Regions from separate parts of the Homo sapiens genome. Here region 1 is linked to region 2. Evidence: chromatin contacts called from ENCODE Hi-C data. All regions are on one chromosome and are shown on one strand. Each heading gives the region's core, a stretch centred on a gene start or an enhancer-like site at or near the end of the contact. The rest is flanking DNA. Distances are from core to core; before and after follow the strand shown.

The links. Hi-C counts contacts between places; a loop is a spot of excess contacts on that map. Pooled maps may share reads with other maps.
Region 1: a map with no recorded cell type shows a loop between it and region 2 (13-fold over the local background). The contact joins two enhancer-like sites. A Hi-C loop is called at or near these places in 3 of 37 single-sample maps with no recorded cell type and 2 of 50 pooled maps.

Annotation. Positions count from the first base shown.
Region 1 is chr9:137,145,950-137,153,100 of GRCh38, reverse strand. GRIN1 (glutamate ionotropic receptor NMDA type subunit 1) reads right to left here. Exons shown (of 20, transcript NM_007327.4): 4 at 3,992-4,092. Among named protein-coding and RNA genes, the nearest start is that of GRIN1, 10 kb to the right of the region's middle. RefSeq lists an enhancer at 1,351-1,670. Within about 2 kb of position 1,585, at least 4 of the 41 ENCODE cell types and tissues checked have a DNase peak (open chromatin) inside an H3K27ac peak, as active enhancers do.
Region 2 is chr9:135,985,926-135,992,694 of GRCh38, reverse strand. No RefSeq gene overlaps it. Among named protein-coding and RNA genes, the nearest start is that of UBAC1, 28 kb to the right of the region's middle. RefSeq lists enhancers at 1-414, 1,092-1,769, 2,447-3,125. Within about 2 kb of position 2,619, at least 10 of the 41 ENCODE cell types and tissues checked have a DNase peak (open chromatin) inside an H3K27ac peak, as active enhancers do.

The sequences.
Region 1 (7,151 bases), core at 336-2,835, 1.2 Mb before region 2:
TGGTGCATGTGTGTACACGTGGTGTGTATATGGCATGTGTGCACGTGTATGTGTTGTGTATGACCTGTACATGATTCTGCATGTGTGAGTAGAGATGTATGAGTGGTGTGATGGTGTGTGTACATGCATTTGCGCACATGTGTGTATGGTGTATGCATGGTACATGTGGTGTGTATATGGCATGTGCATACATGCGTGTGTGTTGTGTATGACCTGTACATGATTCTGCATGTGTGGGTAGAGATGTATGCATGGTGTGACTATAGTGTGTATACATGCATTTGTGCACGTGTGTATGGTATGTGCATACACATGTGGTGTGTGGTGTGTGCTCATGGGCATGGATGTGTGGTATGCACGTGGTTCCTGTGTGCCCTGACCATGTCCCTTCCCCTGGGCTGGCCTTTTTCTTAGGGCCATGTCTGGAAACGTGACCTTGGCCCTGAGGCTGGCAACGCGGGGTCAACCTGTGGGACCGCAGTGCACGGCTCAGGGGCTCACAGGCCGAGAAAAAAAAGTGGAGAAAACGCCCCCTCCCCTCTCTGTGGGGACCTGGGCATGGCGGGGTTCTGTGGATTGGTTTTGTATGTGGTTTTCTCTCCCGTGTCCTGTTGGTCACTCCAGTTAGAATGTAGGGATCAGGCAGGTCTAGCTTGATGTGAACTTGTCTATTGCAAAAGTGGCCAACAGTGGAACAGGTATGTTTTAGGGCAATCGATTCCTTGAGTTGACCCATCTTGGATGAAGAAATTCCACTTCCCAGCCAGCTGTCTGTCCATTTGTTCACCTGCCCATCCATCCTTTTATCCCATCACAGCTACAGAATTTCTCTCAAGCTCTGTGATGAGTAAGGGAAGTGTAAACAATTCAGAAAATAACAGAAGAGGCCACAAGTGGCTGGGCACGGTGGCTCACTCCTGTAATCCCAGCACTTTGGGAGGCCGAGGCGGGCAGATCATGAGGCCAGAAGATTGAGGCCATCCTGGCTGACATGGTGAAACCCCGTCTCTACTAAAAATACAAAAAAGTAGCAGGGCGTGGTGGCAGGGGCCTGTAGTCCCAGCTACTTGGGAGGCTGAGGCAGGAGAATGGCGTGAGCCCGGGAGGTGGAGCTTGCAATGAGCCGAGATCGAGCCACTGCACTCCAGCCTGGGTGACAGAGTGAGACTCCATCTCAAAGAAAAAAAAAAAAAAAAAAAAAGAGGCCACAAGTTCGAGACCAGTCTGGCCAACATGGTGAAACCCCGTCTCTACTAAAAATACAAAAATTAGCCGGGTGTGGTGGCTTGTGCCTGTAGTCCCAGCTACTCGGGAGGCTGAGGCAGGAGAATCGCTTGAACCCAGGAGGCAGAGGTTGCAGTGAGCTGAGATTGTACTACTGCACTCCAGCCTGGGTGACAAAGCAAGACTCCCTCTCAAAACAACGAAAAAGGAAATTAACTTCTGAGAGTCTGGCGGGGCTTTCTCTAAGAGGGGCTTTTTCTGGGCGGGGCTTTTTCTGGTAGGGGCTTTCACTGGGTGGGGCTTTCCCTGGGTGGCACGTTTCTGGGTGGGGCTTTCTCTGAGTGGGAATTTCTCTAAGTGGGAATTTCTCTGGGTGAAGCTTTCCCTGGGCGGGGCTTTCCCTGGGTGGGGCTTTCTTCTGGGTTGGGCTTTCTCTGGGCTGGTCTTTTTTCTGGGTGGAGTTTTCCCTGGGCGGGTCTTTTTCTGGGCTGGGCTTTCCCTGGGTGGGGCTTTTTTTCTGGGCGGGGCTTTCCCTGGGCGGAGCTTTCCCTGGGCGGAGCTTTTATCTGGCCAGAGCTTTTTCCTGGGCGGGTCTTTTTTTCTGGGAGGGGCTTTCCCTGGGCTGGTCTTTTTTCTGGGCAGGGCTTTCACCAGGCGCGACTTTTTTCTGGGCGGGACTTTTTTCTGGGCGGGTCTTTCCCTGGGCGGGGCTTTCCCTGGGCGGGACTTTTTCTGGGCAGGGCTTTCCCCGGGCGCGACTTTTTTCTGGGCGGGGCTTTCCCTGGGCGGGTTTTTTTTCTGGGCGGGGCTTTCCCTGGGCGGGACTTTTTCTGGGCGGGGCTTTCCCTGGGCGGGTCTTTTATCTGGGCAGAGTTTTCCCTGGGCGGGTCTTTTCTCTGGGCTGGGCTTTCCCTGGGCGGGTCTTTTTCTGGGTGGGGCTTTCCCTGGGCGAGGCTTTCGCTGGGCAGGGCTTTTATCTGGGCGGGGCTTTTTTATGGGCGGGGCTTTCCCTGGGCTGAGCTTTTATCTGGCCAGAGCTTTTCCTGGGCGGGTCTTTTCTGGGCGGGGCTTTCCCTGGGCGGTCTTTTTTCTGGGCAGGGCTTTCCTTGGGCTGGTCTTTTTTCTGGGCGGGGCTTTCCCTGGGCGGGCTTTTATCTGGGCAGAGCTTTCCCTGGGCAGGTCTTTTTTTCTGGGCGGGGCTTTCCCTGGGCGGAGCTTTCCTTGGGCTGGTCTTTTTTCTGGGCGGGGCTTTCCCTGGGCGGGCTTTTATCTGGGCGGAGCTTTCCCTGGGTGGGGCTTTCCCTGGGCAGGTCTTTTTTCTGGGCTGGGCTTTCCTTTGGCGGGTCTTTTTCTGGGCGGGGCTTTTATCTGGGCGGAGACTTCTCTTGGCGGATCTTTTTTTCTGGGCGGGGCTTTCCCTGGGCGGGCTTTTATCTGGGTGGAGCTTTCCCTGGGTGGGGCTTTCCCTGGGAGGACCTTTTTTCTGGGCGGGGCTTTCCCTGGGCAGGTCTTTTTCTGGGCGGAGCTTTCCCTTGGCGGGTCTTTTTTTCTGGGCGGGTCTTTCCCTGGGCGGGGCATTCCTTCTTTGGGACCTGTGCATACCCTTGGGACTTTGCCTGGTCACGTCTTTAAAAATCTTTTTTCCTGGAGCCCAGGCCAACCCTCCCTGGGGCTTGCAGTTGGATGAGTGGAGTGGACAAGTGACCTGTGAGCTTAAAGCCGAGTGCAGGGGGCGTAATGGGGGACGATTAGTGCCTTTTTATAGCAGCTGCAGGAGGAGCATGTAAGGCCCCGTGGGCAGCTCTAAGCAACAACCCTACCTTGGGCTGGGGAGATTCCTGCCTTCTAGTCCGAGGAGCCCTGGCTGGCCCCACCCTGCGTTCTGCCCTGGTGAGGGGGCTGCATCTGTCTCCGTGCTAGAGGGTCATTTGATGGACCGTGGAAATGGTGGTCTGCCCTGGGACTGAGAGTGTCGCCGGCTCTTTCCCATATGCAGGGCTGGAGGGCTGGGCTGTGTTCCTCCGGGTGTTTCACTGCTGTTTTGCTCCGCTCTGTTGGAGCCTAGCAGAGCTTTTAGGTCAGGGACAGTGGGGTTTTGGCTGTCCCATGGGGCAAGGCTCCTCACCCTGCCCTTCCCCACTCTTGCTTTTCCTATTCCCAGTCACCCAGGCTTTTCCTTCCCGGGAGAACCTAGCCATTTGCAAATAGGGAGCTTTTTACAGTGGGCTCCACCCCAAGGTTGCTCTGTGGCACCGGACCTGTCCAGAGCAGCTTGATTTCCCGGGTACCTAACTGATTTCCCCCTAAGCTACTGCTGCAGCTGTTGCAATCCTTCAGTTGGGAAATCTGGCCCTCTCCCTGCTGTGGGCCTTTTCGCCTGGCACACCTGCACATCACTTCCCTGGGCCTAGTCCCTGGCCCCAGGCCTGGGCCTTGTTTGCACAGGTTTGCCCCCTTGAGTTGCGGGGCTTCCCAAGGGCAGGGTCTCTTCCATATCCCTCTCCCACAGCCCAGCTCAGGGCAGCAGCAGCATGTGACTGTGGAATGGGGAAGGGCCCAGGAAGGGAGGGACAGATGGAGGGTGTCACATCAGCCATGCCGATAGGAGTGTGGGTGCGGGTGGGGGTGGGGGTGGCTGTCCTTGGTGAAGGTGCTTTGGAAGCTGAAGGTCACTGTGCCCAACAATGTCCCAGCTCTGGCTCAGATGGCGGGTACTTGGCTCAGGTACCATCCTGTGTGGAGTGTGTAGGGCCCTGCCCAGCCTCACCTGGCAGAAAGGATGATGACCCGGGCCTCCAGCTCTTTCGCCTCCATCAGCAGGGCCGTCACGTTCTTGGTCCCTGGGTCAAACTGCAGCACCTTCTCTGCCTGCGGTGTGAGCAAGAGTGTTAGCAGGCGGCTGGGGCAGGGGACATAGCGCCTCAGGGGTGAGAGTTGGGCCGGAGCCGCTGGGAACCCCGAGGCAGCTTAGCTAGGGCTGCCATGGTCTGCGCCTGCCACCTGCGCCTCCGCCTGCCTTCCTCAGTCCTTGCCTGGCCTGGCCTCGCCTCTCCGGTCCTGTCCTGTCTTCAGCCTGCGCGCTCACCTGTGCTCGTTCTGTGCTCTCTCTGCTCTCTCTGGATCTCTCTCTCCACCTCACTCCTGTCCTCATCTTTGCACTGAGCATGCAAGCTGAAGTGGACCCAGACTCAGGAGGCGTGCAGCGGACGGGAAACAGAAAAGAGTTTTGGAATGCAACCAGGAAAAGAGATGGGGCTGACTTTTCCAAAACCATGGGAGGTCCTCTGAGGTTTGATTCCGCAGGCCCCTGAGGAGCAGCCCGGCCCCGGCGAGTGGGTGGCCAGGCGGGCGGGCTCCCTCCCGGGTTCCACGAGGAAACCCTTGGGGTCTCGGAGATTCGCATGCACTTCCCGGAGAGCAGCTCCTCCTGCAGCCGCGCCTGCCTCGAGGGTGCAGGCTAGGGTCACGGCGGGTGGGCCTCAGGCACCCACGCCGCCACGCCTGCCCTCTCCTGCCTGCCCTCTCCTGCCTGCTGCCGGCTGCCTCTCCTCATTGCTTGGGCCTGCGGCTCGGCGGCTGGGCCAGACAGTGGCCCTAGTGGCCGAGGCGCCGAGGCCAGGGCTCCCTAGCCGTGGGTGGCGTGCACGTCCATGCATATATACCTTGGGTCCGCGCTTGTTGTCATAGGACAGTTGGTCGAGGTTTTCATAGTTCCTTTTTTTACTCTGATGAATAATGTGCACAGAGAAAATATGCAGACACAGAAGAAGATTATAAACGGTTGAAAATGACGGCGCTAAAGCAATCACACCACCTCCTCGGCACGTCTGCAGACGGGCTCCTACCTGGAGCTCGCAAACACCGAGGCCCGGGGCGGGGCTGGGGGCCGGGGTGGAGCTGGGGGTGAGGGTCGTAGGGGCGGGGCCGTGGAGGCTCCCTGCCACGAAGCTGTGCTCTTGGAAACGGTCGCTCTCGGGAGAAAAGGAGGCCCTGTCCGCGTCCACCGTTCGGAGGGAGCCCCACCTGCCGCCCCCACCCTGCCGTGCACCTGCTGTGTGGCCCCAGCAGTGCCCACTCCAACCTGTGTCAGTCCTGAGTGGGAGGTGAGCAGCCCCCCCGGGGCCTGTCCCCATGTCCCTCCCCCTCCCTCTCCTTGGTCTCCCTCTGCCTCTCAAGAGACCGAGGTATCCTCACTAACTGGGGTGCCCACGCCCTTCGGCTCGCATATGCGCCCAAGAGGGTGTGTGTGCGTTATGTGCGCCTGCAGGGGTGGCATGCGCCTGTGGGTGTCAGCATGGGAGGGTTAGTCCACAAAGGCCTGTGAAGGTTGGGGAAGGGCCAGATGGTCTGAGCATGCTTGTGTGTGTGCATGTGTGCATGTGCGTGTGTGCGTGCTTGTGTGTGCGTGTGTGCATGTGTGTGCGTGTGCATGTGTGCATGTGTGTGCCTGTGCACGTGTGTGCGTGTGTGCATGTGTGTCTGTGCTGGCTGGCGCAAGTAAGGGTGAGCATGCACATGAGGAGCGCACCTGAGCGTGTGTCCAGGTGTGTGTGTGAGGAGCGCACCTGTGCGTGTCCAGGTGTGTGTGTGAGGAGCGCACCTGAGTACGTGTCCAGGTGTGTGTGTGGCGCTGGAGCTGCATGGAGGCAAGCCTGAGCCTGTGGCCAGAGGTGTGGAGTGTGATGGGAATGTGTGCATGCACCTGTGAGTGAAAGCAGGCAGTTGGGTGCGCAGGGGTGAGTGTGTGATGGGAGTCCGTGGCCGTGGGTGGACATGCCAGAAGGTGAGGGGCCTGTCGAGCGCTGGGGTGAGGGGCCTGTCGGGTGCTGGGGGGGAGGGGCCTGTCGGGCGCTGGGGGGAGGGGCCTGTCGGGCACTGGGGTGAGGGGCACTGTCTTGGGTGGGGCCCTTGGTGCCCATGCCCCTCCCCCCCAAGACTCAGCAGACCCCCCACGACAGTACTCCCAGGACCCTCTGGTCTGCCCCTGGCTTTACCCCCGACCCATGCCCTCTGGTCCCTCCCGGGGCCTGGGGTGCCTTGGGGGGTGCTAGGTTGGCCCTAAGTCCGATGAAGCCAGCTCTGACACGAAACATGCTCCCAGCCACCCATAGGTCTGGCCCTCCTCAGCCTGGGCCTCCTCCCACTGCTTGATCAGGAGCTGGCCCAGGTGCTGAGCACCCAGGGCTCCGGGGGTCTGTAGCCGAGAACCAGCTCTGCCCCAGACTGCAAATGGGAGTGGTAAGGAAGGGGAAAGGGGTCGCTCGGACCCCCCCAAATCCCAGCTCTGATCTCTCTGCAGCCCCACAGAGTGGACGCCTGGCTGTGTTGGGGGTCAGTGTGTCCTAGAACCAGGTGGCTAATGGGTCTTGGTGAGGAGTGCAGAGGGAGCCCTGTGGTGGGGGCAAGGAGGGGAGTGGAGCCCACAGGGGCGGTCCAGGCTGGGGGGCAGGTGTCTGTGGACAGGGCTTTGCTGAGCCATGAGGTGCAGAGCTTCAGGGGAGGCCACGCGGGGGAGGACAGGGAATGGGCCCAGCCAGGAGGGGACAGGCCTGCAGGGGCGGTATGTGGGGGTCGTGTACAGGGGAGACCTTGCCCAGAGGGAGGCTGCTGGGGACTCAGGACAGGGTGGGCGGGAAGGGTGACGAGTCCCAAGCCCGGCTGGGGCCTCCAGGGAGCGAGGGGCATGGGCAGGAGGAGGGGACGAGGGCGCTCGGCAGCGCGGGGCAGGGGTGTTTGCGGAGCTCCAGGTGGTCTGGCCCTCGCCCCGCAGGGACTGACACGAAGGAGATTTCGACTAATGGCAAAAGCGAGTGAAATGAGCCGAGGACAGGCTGGGGCGGGCGCTCGCCAGACGTGGTGGTGCTGACCATGCACGATGGAAAGAAGAGGGTGTCACACACGGAGCCACAGACACAAGGCGGCCCGTC
Region 2 (6,769 bases), core at 1,370-3,869:
AGCACCCCTAGCCTGGGCAGGAGGCTGGGATGCTGGAAGTGTCAGGGGCCTTCAGAGCGTCTAGCCAGGGGCCACCTGCCACCTGGGAGCCGGGCCAACCAAGGTAAAGCCCTGCCTTCCTCCAGGAAGGGGGCCCTGGCGTGGGGCCAGGCTCAGCGCTTTCCTCTGCCCCTCTTTGTCACCTCCAAGAAAGGACCTTGGGATGAAAGAGCCGGGAGATCCCAGAGGGAGGTGGCTGCCCTAGGTGGGAACATCAGGACCCCCAGGGCAGGGGTGAGCCGTGGCAGGGGTCTTCCCTGTGGCCAGTTGAGCTCCAAGGGTCTGTCCCTCACCCTCTGGGTAGGGTGGCCAGAGGGAATACATAAGAATACTTAACACCCAGTGAAATTCTCATTTCATACTAACAACAAATCAATCTCTAGTGTATGACCCATCCAATTTGGGGGCATATTTCTATTTTAAAAATTCATTGTTTATTTAAAATAGAAACTTAGGTGGGTGTTCTGTTCTTTTCTGGTGAGCTTCCCTTACCCCATGGGGTCTCCCCTTGCTCAAGACCCCCAGCTCTGTTCCCCGCCAGACCCCGCTCCATCCTGTCTGGTCCTCTGCCGGGTCTCTGCCATGTGGTCTTGGCCACCCCGACCCCTGTGCCGAGAACACCTTCCCTTTTGTCGTGGCCGCCCCAGCAGGGAGCCTCTTCGGACAGGGCGAGTGGTGCCTCTTGTTCACGTGACAGCGCACTCACAACTCCAGCAACGTCCTTGTTCACAGCCCTCGTCCTGGTTTTCCAAGAACCCGTGTTTGTATTTTATTTTTCCAGACCGGTCTTACTCTGTCGCCAGGCTGGAGTGCAGTGGCTTGTGCAGTGCAGCTCACTGCAATCTCCATCTCCGGGACTCAAGCGATTCTCCCACCTCAGCCTCCTAAGTAGCTGAGACCACAAGTGTGCACCACCACACCTGGCCAATTTTTTTTTTTTAATTTTTGGTAGAGATGGGGGGTCTCACTATGTTTCCCGGGCTGGTCTCGAACACCTGAGCTCAAGCAATCTGCCCACCTCAGCCTCCCAAAGCGCTGGGATTACAGGCGTGAGCCACCATGGCCTGAACTCGTATGTTTAGATCGGTGTCCCCCACTTACTTTGCACACAGGGGCTCAGGACTGTGTCTGCCCTGCCGTCCCCCTGGGTTGGGCATCAGGCTGCCCCTGCTCCCCTGCCCATCACAGCCCAAGGGCTGGATGCCACTGGCTCTCAGAGCCTCCATTTCCTGGTTCCTAAAGGGGGAGGGCAGTGCTGGCCTGAAAACTTGGCTTCTGGTGACAGTGGCAGGAGCCACCTCTGCCTGCTTTTCTCAGGGAACGGTGGGCAGCCCATGGAATCACGGGAGAGACAGGAGAAGGAGGCCCAGAACGCCCAGAACAGAGGGACCTGCATGGCCAGACCCTGCCAGACTCACGGGCGCAGGCCACCAGGGAGGTTGGGCCCAAGCCCTGGGAGGTGCCAGTGGCCCTGCCTCTACCCCAGGTAGATCCCAGGGGTGAGGTCTGTGCCCTGCCATGGGGAGCCTGGGGAAGCTGCTGGGGCCTCTGCCTCCAGCTAGAGGCACACGGCAGAGAGGGCCCCACATATAGGGGCACCCTGAAAATGGCAGGATGAGGGAGGAGGGTAGGGGTCTGCACACGGCATCTCTGGGTTCTTGGGGATATCAAACAGGATGGGGCTGTGATGTGACTGTCTGACTTCAAGACAGGGGAGAGGAGAGGAGAGATGGGGAGAGAGGGGAAGGAAAGGGCGGGAAGTGAGGGGTTAAAGAGGGGTGTGGAGAGGGGAGGGAAAGGGCGGGAGGGGAGGGGAGAGGGGAGGGAAAGGGCGGGAGGGGAGGGGTTAAAGGGGGGCGTGGAGAGGGGAGGGAAAGGGCAGGAGGGGAGGGGTTAAAGGGGGGCGTGGAGAGGGGAGGGCTGGGGAGGGCAGGTCGGGGAGCTGCTGCACCTGCAGAGGCCAGAGGCCGCAAGGCTGGCTCTCTGCTCCCTGTGTGACCCTCTGAGGTGCCCGGGGGGCGCCGTCTGCTCCACGAAGCAGCTCCATGCATGCTTTGTGCATGTGCTTCCTGAATTAAAAAACAGTAACAGTGACAAATGGCAACGCCACCACAGCAAGCCTGCCCCGTCTCTGCCTGCAGATGCTCCCACAGCTCCTGGGGAAGGAATTTACCCAAAACGGACAGGGCGGGTTCTGCCCACCTCAGCCCTGCAGCGCACCTGGGATAACAGACAGAGAAGGGGCCTCCCATCACAGGGGTCCGAGGCCCCCTCCCCACTGAGCCCTCCCTCAAATTCTCCCCCGGTGCCCATCATGACTGCCCCAGAGACCGGAATCCAGGAGCCTGCAGGGTGTGGGGGTGCTGGCTTGGATCCAGGCCCCAGGCCAGGCCCACAGCGGGGGGCGGGGGGGCAGGCCCGGTGGGAGGCCCCCAGAAGGGCCCAACAGCCCCAGCAGCCCCTCTGCTGCCTCTCGCTCCTCCAAGACCCGCCCGCGGGCACTGCTCACTTCTGCGTAGTCTAACCGGGGAGGTTTCAGCCGGGAAGCTGTCGCCGGCAGTCTGCAAACATCCCCTTCCCGCCGCCGCCTGCCAAGTGCCACCAGCACCGACAGCTTGCTGCGCAGTCGGTCGCACAAGCTGCCTGGCCTGGCACCGGGCTGCTCGCCGGCCTCCCACAGGAGTCAGCCGGGAGTCTGTCCCCGGATGCGCTCAGCCTTGCAGCCTCCCCCAGGGCTCCAGGCCCTGTTGTGTCCCCATTCTGTCCAGGGCTGTGTCCTCCATGCCACCCCCCACAGCTGCCTCTGCAGTCCCTGAGTCCCCGTAGACCCGGAGGAAATCCGGAACCCCCGTGGCTAGAGATTAAAGAACTTTAGGAGATGGCAAATTTCGGAAGAGTTGAGGAGCCCTAGAAAGGAACATGAGTGTCACCGAGCCTTGGGGACCGGCCACCCTATCACCTTTCAAGGTCAGCCCTGCACTGGCGCCCAAGGTTTCCACCTTGAGCTTCTATACGGGAGCTGATGCTGCGTGTCTGGTCGTGGCTCTCCAGGGACCTGGGATCTTATCTGCCTTTGGGATTCCCTCCAAGGGTCCCTGCAGCTCCTCTGAGGTGCCCTCCTTGCCCAGCAGACACTGAGCATCGACACCTACTCTGGCTAGGAGAGTGGTCGTAGGCCTAGGCCTCAGCCAGGCAGAGAGTAAAGCCCCCCGCCACTGCTTTGGGAAGGGTTCGGCCACCCCCGCGTGGGCCCACTCTGCCAGAATTGGCCCCCAGTGGATGTGAGGAGCTGGTGCAGTCACACCCTCATCAGCCCTGGAGCACGCTGGCAGAGCAGCCTCTTGGGGGGGCCAGAGTCCTGGCCCCACCCACACCCCCATCAACCTGTGGAGGTAGACTGCAGCCCAGACCACGCCAGGCTCTGCAGAGCCATCTCCCTGGGCCTTCTGCTGTGGGGAGGGGGAGGTCAGGGCCACCCAGGAGTCCCCTAGCCTCAGGGCCCTGTGTCCCCCAAGTCCAGTGCCCAGCCGAGTCTCTGAGCTCCGGCCAGCCCTGAGGCTCCCAGGCTCCCGTGAGCCCCTGGGATAGCACTCCAGGCTCAGCCTTCAGGACTGGGTTGCACAATTTAAAATTAATAATCGCGCTGTCTCGTGGCCTCATAATTAAGTGTCTGTTCATCCCCATTATTGTCAGAGAGTGATTTGTTGTTCTCTGGGCACTGAAAATCAACCTGCTGAAGGGAGGGGCCTGCGAGCCTTCGGGACAGAGCTGCCCGGGGAACACGGTGCACCCACCTCCCCCAGGGGCCCAGAGGAAGGGGCCCAGCTCCACGCCTCAGGCTGGGGACCCTCGGCCTCCGCTTACTTACCAAACACTCTGGGGGCTTGGAGGTGGCTCTGGGACTCTCCCATTGCCTTGGGGGCTGCCAGGCAGAGTGCGAGGAGGGGCAGCTGCTTGGTCCGATCCCGGGGCTTGTTTTCCAGCAAGCCTGGCCCGGCTGCCTCAGGCTGAGACTGTGAGCAGATGCGGAATGCTCCCGGGTGCTGTGTTCACTCTTGTACCCCAACGCGCCTGTGCACACAGACACACACACGTGCACATATGCACACACGGGAACATATTAAGACTAAAGGCGTCTCCAGGCGTCTCCTCTTAGGAGTCCCACTTGCGGCTCAGCTTCTCTATCAGGAGGGGATGATGATCCCATGCCTTCCCCTACTTCTTACGCATGAGGTTCTGCTGAACGATGGTAGAGCCAGCAGCCTGCCAGTCTGTCTCCAGGAGCCCCCAGCCCAAGCGGGCCCCATCAGGCGGGGCACTATGAGGGTGGGGCCACCTCGCTGGTCCCTGCATCACCTCTTGACTGTCTGGGCCCTACCTGCTTCCAGCGAGCAGTGCCCTGGAGTCGCCTCCTGTGACACCTGGCTTGTGAGTCGGGTCCCCGGGGAGCAGCCCCTGAGGCTCTGAGGGACTCTGGGAATCCCAAAGCTGGCCACACACTCCCAACCCAGGGAGACTCCCCACCCAGGGAGGGGCGTGCTCATCATTTGAGAAAAATCCAGCAGATGCTCAGGTCCTGGAGGATGTGCAACCCCAGCCCTCCTGCACCAACGCCCCGCGCTCCGCCCGGCCCCAGAGGCCAGAGGATGGGCGGGGGCCAAGGACGGGGGCTGCTCATGGCAGAGATCACCTAGGGGTCCTGCCTCAGGATCCTGTGGGCTCCCAGGGGGACCCATACTGGAGGAGGGGATCCACTCTGGCTTGTGGTCCCCAACAGCAGAAAGAGGGGCACCCCCTTCTGCAACGCCACACAGTTTCCCTTGGGACCAAGGATCCTCTGACAACTGGCCTGTGACCACACGGGCCCGAGCTCACGGGGGCCAGTGTCAGAACCCGGCGTGGAGTCTGGAAAACCCTTACATCCCAGAGTGACCCAAGGTCATCCTGCAACCACGCTTGCCACCTGCAGACATAAGACTGGGCAGGGATAGGACTGTTTAATTTTCCTTTGGGCATATTTATTTATTTATTTATTTATTTGTTTATTTATTTTATTATTATTATTTTTTGAGATGGAGTCTCTCTCTGTTGCTCACGCTGGAGTGCAGTGGTGCAATATCAGCTCACTGCAACCTCTACCTCCCAGGTTCAAGTGATTCTCCTGCCTCAGCTTCCCGAGTAGCTGGGATTACAGGTGCATGCCACCATACCCAGCTAATTTTTGTATTTTTAGTAGAGATGGGGTTTTGTCATGTTAGCCGGGCTGGTCCTGAACTCCTGACCTCAGGTGATCCACCTACCTCGGCCTCTCAAAGTGCTGGGATTACAGGCATGAGCCACCGCACCCAGCCCCTTTGGGCATTTTTAAAATCGGGGCTAAAGCAGATAAAGGAGATTTTTTTTCTAAGGAGGAGAAAATGCAAAGTCATGAGCTAACAAAAGAATTTGGTCAAACGTGACCTTCTAATAAGAATTGACGTTAAAATTATGGTTTTAGCCATATTTCCTTTCAGGAGCAGTTAAAGACGCTTTTTGAAGGTGAGAAAATTAATTTTTGAGTTTATATTACACACTGTAACACAGAGGGCTGTGCACACGGTGATGACATTAACCGTCACGTACTTGGCAGAGGCAGTGTGGACTCTGGCCGGATGGGATCCCGGCTTGCTGGGCCTGGACAGAGGGGCTGCACCCCCATGTCTCCAGCCAGGGGAGGGGCAGGGGCCCAGGCCCCCCGGGAATGGCAGTGGAGGGCTGGACCACCAGAGGCCCCGACCAGCTTGTCCGAAAGGGTGGGCTGCTCGGAGCCTCCTGTGAGTACCAGGCCGAACGTGCAGGCGAAATTCCAGTCACGTGTGGGGCTTGGTGCAGGCTGGGGTCAGGGGTCAGGGGTCAGAGATGCAGCCGGGGCCTCCATCAAGCCTGGGTTGGTGACCAGGGAGCTCCGGGAAGTCCCTGGCTGCCTGGGAGCCGGTGCTGAGGACCCGGCACGGCACCCCTGCACTGCTCCAGGCCTGTCAGAGCCAAGGGCCTGTGTGTGCACCAACCGCCCACCGCGTGCCCCCCAGGCTGGCCCTGGGTGCTTCCTCCCAGGAACCCCCCGAGGCGGGCGCCATGGACACCCTCATTTTCTGTGGAAGGAAGCAAAGGTTCAGGGTGGGGTGTTTTGCTCAAGCTCACGCTGGGCAGGGCCAGCATTCCTGCCCTGCCCATCTCACCCTGAAGCCAGATCTCCTTCCCCTCCCTGGGCCTCAACCTCCCCACCTGGGAGTGGGGCAGGCCAGGTCCTCTAGGCCCCCTCCAGTCTCGCCTGCTGCTGGCACTGGCTGTGGCAGGGGACTAAGCTGAGGGGGCCCCAGGGCAGACAGGGAGGCTGCAGGGGCCCGGCCACAGCCCTTGGCGCCCCTCACCCTCCAGCACCGCCCCTGCAGGCCCTGCACTTGGCTCCGTTCTCAAACACCCCTTGGCACGAGTGAACGGCTCTCGGTCCACTTCAGAAGAAGCATCCTGCCGGCCACGCGGACACGAGAGCCTGAAGCACCGATGGCATTTCAGACCTGATGCCTGCGCAGGGACACAGGGACATTCGGGACGTGTCCAGCTCCACACCAGGCCCGGGAACGCAGGATGAGGAGGACAGCCTGGGCTGGAGGTGCAGGTTGGGGAACAGGCCGCTGCTGTTGGCCCCCACAGGCTTTCAGACCCGTTCTCTGGACCTAGGAGAGGGGGA